Linked DNA regions of Homo sapiens: region 1 is linked to region 2. A link is an interaction called in ENCODE POLR2A ChIA-PET data of the cell type or tissue named here. Cell type or tissue: PC-3. All regions are shown on one strand. Region 1 overlaps FBXL2 (F-box and leucine rich repeat protein 2). Region 2 overlaps FBXL2 (F-box and leucine rich repeat protein 2).

What was found. Peaks named below come from ENCODE experiments on the same cell type or tissue, not always from the same donor. Only the 100,000 strongest peaks of a DNase experiment are listed, where the experiment ranks them.
Region 1: POLR2A ChIA-PET joins it to region 2 with 10 read pairs; 4 of 35 experiments call an interaction of 5 or more read pairs at or near these places.

Annotation. Positions count from the first base shown.
Region 1 is chr3:33,357,883-33,362,882 of GRCh38, reverse strand. It overlaps FBXL2 (F-box and leucine rich repeat protein 2), which reads right to left. Exons shown (of 15, transcript NM_012157.5): 3 at 3,862-3,916; 4 at 3,526-3,600. Among named protein-coding and RNA genes, the nearest start is that of UBP1, 80 kb to the left of the region's middle. In PC-3, no CTCF peak of the experiment used is centred here; DNase peaks (open chromatin) are centred at 2,202 and 2,542; H3K4me3 peaks cover 1,305 bases; H3K27ac peaks cover 2,813 bases.
Region 2 is chr3:33,297,026-33,302,025 of GRCh38, reverse strand. It overlaps FBXL2 (F-box and leucine rich repeat protein 2), which reads right to left. Exons shown (of 15, transcript NM_012157.5): 2 at 4,301-4,362. Among named protein-coding and RNA genes, the nearest start is that of FBXL2, 22 kb to the right of the region's middle. In PC-3, no CTCF peak of the experiment used is centred here; DNase peaks (open chromatin) are centred at 1,875 and 2,435; H3K27ac peaks cover 1,667 bases.

The DNA.
Region 1 (5,000 bases), 61 kb before region 2:
AAATCTTTGTCACCAGGGGGAAAAAGATTATGACTTAGAAATCAAAGATATATATTTAAGTACCTAATAAACAGGAAAAAAAAAAGCAGCTCTACACCAATGTCTACAAATAGAGCACCTAATATACTCTTCTCCATTTCAAGTTAGTAACATTTTTTTAAATTTTATTATTATTATACTTTAAGTTTTAGGGTACATGTGCACAATGTGCAGGTTTGTTACATATGTATACAGGGAATTGAACAATGAGAACACATGGACACAGGATGGGGAATATCAAGTTAGTAACATTTATATAAACTTTCTAGTCCTCCCCTTTTGGGGCAAAGTTCTTGTACTGGAATACAAAACTACATACACAATTTTCTGTTCCACTGTTTCCAACTAAGAGGGGGAAAATGCAAATCCATTTCAGTGCAATATTCAAGCCAGTGACTCTGTGTCTTATCTACTAGACAATATGTTATAGGCATGCTTTTAGAATGAAGGGCTTTAGAGAAAAATAAGCCCTAAAATGGGCTAAAGACCCCTGGAGTTATCACTTTTAGATTCACACACTACTTAGTTATTTCTCATTTTTGGCCTAGCACAATCTTCAATAACCATGAAGACACTGACAACAAAATGTCCAAGTTTTAAAGGCACAGAAAATGCCAACCCAAACTTCAGGTAAACTACACGTATTCAGGAAAGAGTGATGAGGAAGGAAGGTACCGTGTGCACTTGTCACCTAGATGCTTTACTCTGCCTTTTCTTCATGTGCCAGTCATGCAACCCACCGTTCAAGATACCTACAGTCTCCTCTTAGTAGGTGAGTGACCTTGGGTAAGTTACTCAACCTTTTCTTTGCCTCAGTTTCTTTAATATGGTACTTACAACAGTGTCAGGCACACAACAAATATTATTAGTGTGTTGATCCTGATCCTTGGCAACTTCTCTTTTCTCTCAACCATATCCAAAAGTTACCATTTCCTTCCCAAAGTGCATATTTTTAAGACTATCCATAAAATGCTTCCTAGGGCAAGCATCCTCCAAAGGGTCTTGTTTAAGGACTATGGCAGACCCCAAGACTGGTTCATAATCTAGGGTGGACCAAGGGGGCTAGCCCAAAAGGGAAGCTAAGTGTTATGACTAGATTGAAACTCTGGTGCCAGCTATTTTAGGTTTTCACATACAATTCTTTATATAACTGGTAAACCATAAACTGGCTTCCCCTTTGGTGGATATACTTTTAAGTATTTCTGGGATGTGTTTATATGGCAGTTAGCTGAAAGTCAGCAGTCAGCTAAAATCTTGTAATCAAATAATGCACAAGGTAGTGATATTTACTTGAAATAGTAGTACTTTTTAATATCAAAATAATTTTTTTTTTGAGACAGGGCCCCACTCTGTCACCCAGGCTAGAGTGCAATGGCACAATCAGAGCTCATTGCAACCTCTGCCCCCTGGGCTCAGGTGATCCTCCCACCTCAGCCTCCTGAGTAGCCAGGACTACAGGCATGTGCCATTGTGCCTGGCTAACTTTTGTTTTTTCATTTTTTTGTAGAGACGCAGTTTTGCTATGTTGCCCAAGCTGGTCTTGAACTCCTGGGCTCCAGTGATCTGCCCGCCATGGCCTCCCACAGTGTTGGGATTTCAGGTGTGGGCCACTGCACCCAGCCTGACTTTAAAAGTTCATGGGAGGCCGAGGCGGGCGGATCACGATGTCAGGAGATCGAGACCATCCTGACTAACATGGTGAAACCCCGTCTCTACTAAAAATACAAAAAAAAAAAAAAAAAAAATTAGCCGGGCGTGGTGGCAGGCGCCTGTAGTCCCAGCTACATGGGAGGCTGAGGCAGGAGAATCGCATGAACCCAGGAGGTGGAGTTTGCAGTGAGCCGAGACCACGCCACTGCACTCCAGCCTGGGTGACAGAGCGAGACTCTGTCTCAAAAAAAAAAAAAAAAAAAAAAAAAAAAAAAGTTCTTCATGTGCTTTCCAAAAAAGTTGTATGGTTGGAAAAGTCATCAAAATTGAGGAGACATGAAGAACCACAGAAAAAGAGTAAGTATTTTGCTCAATTTTTTCAAAACAATAACTCTACTTTGTGGTCAGTAGAAATGACTACAATTTTTAGAAATTAAATGTCCTCCACATCATCACTAAGTAAACATAGTGAACAAAGAGTTAGGTATGATCAGTTTGAAGGGCAATTATATTCACTGGCATGGAATGCTGGCATGTTTAGGTGGAGTACTATTGTAATCACTGCTGTTAAGTCTCAAAAGAGCACTAAAGAACACCTAATTCAGAAACTACAGTGTTAAGCCAGGAACTAGAGCTTATCTTTCCAGGATGGGCGTGAATCCTTGAGGTCCCTGCCCCCTTCCAAGAGCAGAGCACCACAATATGACAGAAATAAGGGGTTTCCCCCTTTATTTAATAAAGGGAAATCTTCTGCTCTGCCCCACTTACTGTAAGTATTGTGCTCCACTGGTTTAAGATGAGAACCAGAGACTCTCAGGCAGTAAGTAACCTAGAGAAGGAGGTGAAGAGTCTCCACAACTGACCTAGATCATTAGTTTGTCTAGGTCAAGCCAGGTTAAGTAGCTAGCAGGAAATTGCTTAGCTCAATCCTACTGTTAAACACATTCATTTCCTTATCCAAAACAAACAAAAAAAAACCAATATATACATCTTGGTAAAAACACATAGCAAACATACTATGTGAGTAACTAAATTAAAATGCATTTCCACTACTGTAAGTTTGCTAAACTGGAAATCAATTAGGTTTTATATTAGGTAGAAAATAAACTTCAGAATCTCAAGACCCTCAAACCAGCACTTCAGACAATTCCTAAGTACAATGCTCTTTTTTTATTCCCTGCCTAAACTTTCTTTTTGGTTAGAAATTTAGTATTGAATATCAAAGTTGTTTTAACATAAACTTTCCTCATTTCATCAGGTTTACCACACTTAAATGGAGATATTTACATATTTACAGATAAATATATCAGAATCTTATATATTCTGTATATAATAATTGTATAAGACTTAATTATTACTTTATTTTATAGATAATAAAACAGAATACTGAGAGATTATATGACTTAAGTGGCCAAGCTAGGGTGACACTTTAGATCTCCAGCCTCACTCTTGGGCTTCTGCTTCTGCCATTTCTCCACTTTTGATGCTGAATTAGAATTCTCGGTGGATTTTCTAGATCAATAAGTATTTGTCAAGTCTCCTAAGGTTAAAGCACTGAACCAGGTGATAATGATGCAGGTGTGTGGCTTTAAAAAGCTGAGTAGTAAAATTCAGACTATAAACATAAACAAGGGAAAAAAATCTGTTACTGATACAATTTAAAATGCAAGCAGGGTTTTGTTTTGATGTATGCAAATCCCTTCCAGTTTTTCTTCTTTCTGTTCTACCTCAGCACTTTAATATTAGATCTAAATGCAGTAAAATAAAAAGTCAGGAAAGGGGGAACAGCTACTCATATTTTTAAAAAGTTTTTTGTCTAAACCAAAGCTAACTTACCTCTACATCTGTTTGAAAGTTAAAAAGATCTATTCTTTGCCAGTTGCTTCCATCCAGGGCTAAGATGTTCCAAGCCTGGAAGGTGGGAGGTAAAGGAAGAGGGATTGGGATGAAAGAAACACATTTATTGAGACTATTAAAGAAAGTCTTGATTAACCTTTATTTCCAAACTCCTATTTTTGATGTATATTAAGTTAATCATCAAATGCAAAATTATACCATTATGTTATATTAAGTATAAAAGATAATAAAATTTTAATTTTCAGTAATTTGAACTAAAACTCATTCTAATAAAACTTGATATTTATTGATTAAAAAATCTGGTGAATACTCTACCTTGGAAATCTGTGCACATCGGCACAAAGTTACTATATCCAAGAAGGAAAATATTCTACAGAGAGAGGAAAAAAACACAAAAACGAGATGGTGTTAACATTTCAGGATAATTATAACTTGAAAGATAAACTCTAATCCGCCACCTGGATACATAAGTTTTTTCAAGATTCCTCAATCTGAAATATACAAGTGCACTATAACTTTACATCACTACAGTGAAATATTAAGTGTTTGCATGTTCAGAAGCTATTTTGGACACACAATACAAATTACCTTAGAACTCATTAAGCTTATATTTCCCTTGTTCTAAGTAATGGACACAGGAAAGACCATAACTGGTTCTATTTGAAGACCAACTCTCTAGCATAAGCCCTCTTTTGGTGGTAGATGCACTGAACAGGCTCAGATGCCTGAGCCTCAAATAACACTGTCAAAAAAAGCTTGATGACAAAGCCCATTTGGTTTGAAGTATTTGTTTGCCTGGCAGAAAGATGGAGCTCATTAGTTGGCAAAGTCTATAAGTGATCAGTTTTTCCTAAGCAAAAGCCAAGGAGCCAGAGAACATAGGAAAGATGGGGCGGGAAGAGGTGGGGGGAAGAAAAGCAGACAGAAGCAAACAAAATCTTGGTTGGCATCAGTAATGCCTTAGAGGAAGCAGTAGCTGCCAGCATGGCAGGGGACTGAGTGAAGCCTCGACATTCTGGCAGTCAAGGAGAGGAGCTGCTGCTCATAGTATGTGAGCAAACAGCCGTGTGCGCCTCAGCACTGCAGAGTGACAGCTAAAAACAAAGGGCAGCTTTTCTGTGAGAAGAAGGGTGGACAGGGTTGAAGTCAGGAACAAGAGTAGTGCCTCAGTTTTCAGAGTCCTGGAAAGTAAATATGAGAGTCTGTGCCTCTGAGTGTGGAAGGGGGAGAGTGGTTAAGATGGCGAACAGCCACCTATAATGTTCCTCAAAATTCTTCAAAGGCAACAATCGGTGGTGAGATAAAAATCCACGGACTCAGGGAAGAAGAGTAGAATCATAAAACATGAAAGTGTTGTACCCTACAATAATGCACCCACATGCAGTACCATGGGATACTGACTGCATAGATGCCATCCTACAATATAGGCTACAATCATTTTCTAGTGAAAAGCA
Region 2 (5,000 bases):
ACTTACATGCCAGGTACTCTAAGAACAACAACCCCATAAGGTAAGAACTATTACTATTCCCATTTTATAGATGGGCAAATTAAGGCCCAGAGAGTTAAGTAACTAAGGTCACACAACTAATAAATAAGAAGAGTTGAAATCTGAACCCAGAAAGTCTGATTCCAACAGTAATATGGACAATAACAATGTGAAAAAATATATGCAAGGATACTCCAACTCACTAATAGATAATGGTTGCAACAAATTAAGTACTTCCACTGTTATAAAAATTATGTGACTGACTCCCCAGGAAGAATAATACTAAAAGCTGTTTGTTGGGCTATGTGAGAGCAAAGGGTAGGGAAAAAACTTCAGTAGCCTTAATTTATGAGCAAGAGCTGGATTTTAAAAAGCAAAACTGTAAAAACTTGTTCAGTAACAAACTAAAAATGGGTAGTAGAGAAGGAATCTGTAAATAATATATATTCGTAAAACTATCAATAAAATCAGATGAAAAGAAAACATAGATTTTTCTGAGTGGATTCAAAGTGATAACAGAGAGATGAAAAGCAGCATATTATTCCAGATTATGCTTGTTAATGGTTCCAAAGGGGAAGCTGAAGCTTCGGTTGATGTGATCAGTATTGGAAGCTAGTTGAGAATTAAAGATGGCAGTAACAGAAGCAGTCAAAAGTGGCAGAAGAGAAAATGATCTGGACTGAAAGCAAATAGGTCTGTCTCAAAGTCAAAGAATTCACATGTATTGAGGAAGTAAGACTGAAGGTGAATAGGAATTCAACAAGATTAGGAACAACAGACTACACTGTCCCAAAGAAGTCTACAATATGAAATAAAAATATAAGCCAAGGGTAGACAATGAAGACATAATTTAACTGAGCAGAAAATAATAAAGATTTAAGCTTCATGAGGTGGGGGCTTTGTTACACCCAATGTTGTGGAATTAACTAATGATGAAGATGGATGCTTAGGAAATCTGGTTCAAACCCTTCTTCAACATTTTTCTTAGAAAGGGTAGCTAGGAAAGGCCGGGCGCAGTGGCTTACACCTGTAATCCCAGCACTTTGGGAGGCCAAGGCGGGCGGATCACAAGGTCAGGAGATCGAGACCACGGTGAAACCCTGTCTCTACTAAAAATACAAAAAAAAAAAAATTAGCTGGGCGTTGTGGCGGGCACCTGTAGTCCCAGCTACACAGGAGGCTGAGGCAGGAGAATGGCGTGAACCCGGGAGGTGGAGCTTGCAGTGAGCCAAGATTGCGCCATTGCACTCCAGCCTGGGCAACAGAGCGAGACTCCGTCTCAAAAAAAAAAAAAAAAGAAAGCATAGCTAGGAAAAGGGGGAAAGCTACACAGAGAATGGAAAGTCTGAAAGTAAAATGACAGAAATGATTTAAAGGCCAGCAAAAAATTCTTAAATTAAAATACATGGTTGGCTAGAGTTAATTTTGAGACTCACAAGTTGGAGAAGATCTGTAGTGGCAATATTTTAAATTCCCCTTACAGACTCTGAAATAAGAATACAAGTGGGAACATAAGTCTATGAAGAGACATTAACATTTGCTCACAAATGGCAATTCTTTCTGAAAAGTGATCTATGTATGAGCTTTATGGCATGATTCAAAAGCTATAAGTAGTGATGACAACCTCCAGAATTCCTAACAGCTGAGTCCATCATGGATCTTTAAAAGAACTGAAGTTTCCAAGACTGCAGTTTAGAAATCACACTACCATAGAAAGTGATATAATTCCTTTTTATTTTTTTGGTATCAACAGACAGAAACTGTTCTATGGCTCAGTGGAGTACAAAAGCAAACCCCACCAGAAGGAAAAAACCATTCAGTTAGTAGCCTTGAGTCACAGCAGAAGTATGCATGAGAAGGGTGGAGTTTAATCACACCCTAATGTTTAGTGACCAACATGGGCCTGCCTGAAGCTGCTTATGATTCCCCAGGGTAAGAATACCATATTTAGATTACAGCTTGATGCCCACTCTAGAGAAATGTTCAGACCCAGACTGCAAGCACTGCATAATCCTAGGGGGCACCATCTACACTGTAGTCAATGTGGATGGCATCCGTGCAGTTGTATAGTGACAATCTGCCCACCGGGACACAGCGGTATTGCTTCTAACAACTTACTGTGCTTGAGCAAAGCCTTTTGGGTTTATATGGCAAACATACATTTCTTTCTTGTCACCACTTTCTTACCTTAAACTTGTCAAAAATGCCAAAGAACATTCTCTCTTATCCAAATATTTGTCTTATTGGAAAATATAATTGATATTTTTCATACAATCCTGTCTCAGTTTTTTTAATCAACTGAGAAGGAGCTCATGACAACAGTGTCAAACAACACCTGATGACTAATGAAACACCCTCTGAAGTCCCTGAAATGTGATCACTACCACAAAGAAGCTAAGTCCTTACCCCATTTCTAACTGAAGGAAAAATGTCTTAATAACCTGATGACAGCAAATGTGAGTAATCTGTGGCATCTACAAAGTGGTTCTGTGGTGAACTTGGGAAGAGATGAAAATAATTATTCCCAATATTTAAACAAAACTCATAGTCATTCCCCAAATGTTAAAGTGAGATTTAGTACAGCCAGGGAATGGAGTCATCTGGTCAATCTCTTATTGTATGTCAGCATTTCCCCCAAATTTTCTGTGGAATATTAAAAGGATTCCGGCCGGGCGCAGTGGCTCACGCCTGTAATCCCAACACTTTGGGAGGCCGAGGCGGGCGGATTACCTGAGATCAGGAGTTCGAGATCAGCCTGGGCAACACAGTGAAACCCCGTCTCTACTAAAAATACAAAAATCAGCTGGGCGTGGTGACACATGCCTGTAATCCCAGCTACTCAGGAGGCTGAGGCAGGAGAATCGCTTGAACCTGGGAGGCGGAAGATGCGGTGAGCCGAGATCATGCCATTGCACTCCAGCCTGGGCAACAAGAGTAAATCTCCATCTCACCAAAATAAATAAATAAATAAATAAATAAAATTAAAAAAATAAAAGGATTCCATTGTCAGTAAGTTTGAAATGGCACAATTACCCAACTTGTATCATCGCCATGCACATTAGCCTATTAAGGCCCTGTGAAGTCCTATAGGTTTTGTTAACCCTATAGGACTACAGTTTGTTTCCTATAGTTATTTGATCACAAAATCTGGTTTCTGTTGCTGTTGTTTTGTGGAGTATCAGTGATAAGAGAAACAGTTAGGGGAATGACTATCAAGGATTACCATGTGTACACCTATTAATTCCTCATAAAGAATTAAAATATAACAACATCTAAAACAAAAATAAGCTTTTTTTTTTTTTTTTTTTTTTGAGACAGAGTTTCACTCTGTCACCCAGGCTAGAGTGCAGTTAGCACAGGCTAGGCTCACTGCAACCTCTGCCTCCTAGCTTCAAATGATTCTCCTGCCTCAGCCTCCCAATTCTTATGCCTCAGCCTCCCCAGTAGCTGGGATTACAGGCGTGCACCACCACGCCTGGCTAATTGTTTCGTATTTTTAGTAGAGACAGGGTTTCACCACATTGGCCAGGCTGGTCTCAAATTCCCGGCCTCAAGTGATCTACCCACCTCAGCCTCCCAAAGTGCTGGGATTACAGACATGAGCTACCACTCCTGGCCTTAAAATAAGATTTCTTTTGATGATTGCATAATACTAAAGAAAACTGAAGTGCCTCCAGGCCAACAAATGTTTGCTGATAGCTTTACTTAGTAAAAACAACAACCAAAATAACATTTACTGTATATTCAGTGATGCCAGAAACAAAAGACAAAAAGCCTATTTTATACTACTGTCACTTATACTTCTCATATGAATAAAAACATACCAATACTTGGGGTTGACAGCATTTTAAGTGCTAAGAACATATCATAACTGTGCTTATTTTTTGCATTTATTTTAAAACTCATTTGTCTGAAAACATCAAAAACTTTATGACTTCAGGAGCTCACAACCTTGCAATAATGTCTCCTCATATTACTGACTTCATCACGATTATCTACTGAAAACAAAACAATGGCACCTACTGAAGATTATTACAATACTTACCACATTACAAAAAGAATCCAGACCAATGCTATGTACATACTTAGTACATTCTGGATTAGACCAAGTAAAATTTAACAACAAGCTGAACAGCATTCTATAAAACAAAAACAAAAAGTCAGTTAGGCTAATTCTGTCTGTTTTTCTATGCTATGGACTCACAGTGAGAAAGAAGATAGTCTTGGAACTTGATGACTAAATCAGATCTAAACTCTTCATCCAGAATTTATCTACATTTACCTTAACAGAAGTTCTTTGGGTAACTTTTTGTTAATAAGGCCTTCATCATTGTTTGAGAAAACCTGGAAAGAAAAAAAAAAAGGAAATTGTGAAAATGTTCTTTAATCAATGTGGAAAAAATTAATTGTTTTTATACTACTAGATCAGAACGGCCCCAATTATTGTCCTACAAATAGGGTGTGACTAATTTCATGCAGCCACCATATTCTAATATTGAGTAATATAAAATATTTTATGTCCTATCACTGTTTCATAAAAATGGCAATACATGGCCATTTGATACTACATTGTACTAGAGGTTCTAGCCAAAGCAATTAGACAAAAGATAAAAAAGACATCCAGATTGGAAAGGAAGAAGTAAAACAACCTCTATTTGCAGATGACATGATCTTGCATATAGAAAATTCTAAAAATGCACAAAAATCAATTAGAACTAATCAAGGAGTTCGGCAAGGCTGCAGGATACAACACATAAATATACAATATAGTTATATAAAAATAAACTGTATTTCCACATAGTAGCAATGAACATCCTGAAAATAAACTTCAGAAAACAATCCCATTTACAACAGCATCAAAATGAACAAAATACTCTGAGATAAACTTAACAAAGGAAGAATAAGACTTCCATATTGAAAACTTATACAATACATTGTTGAGAAAAATTAAAGAAGGCTTAAATAAATCAAAAGACATCCAT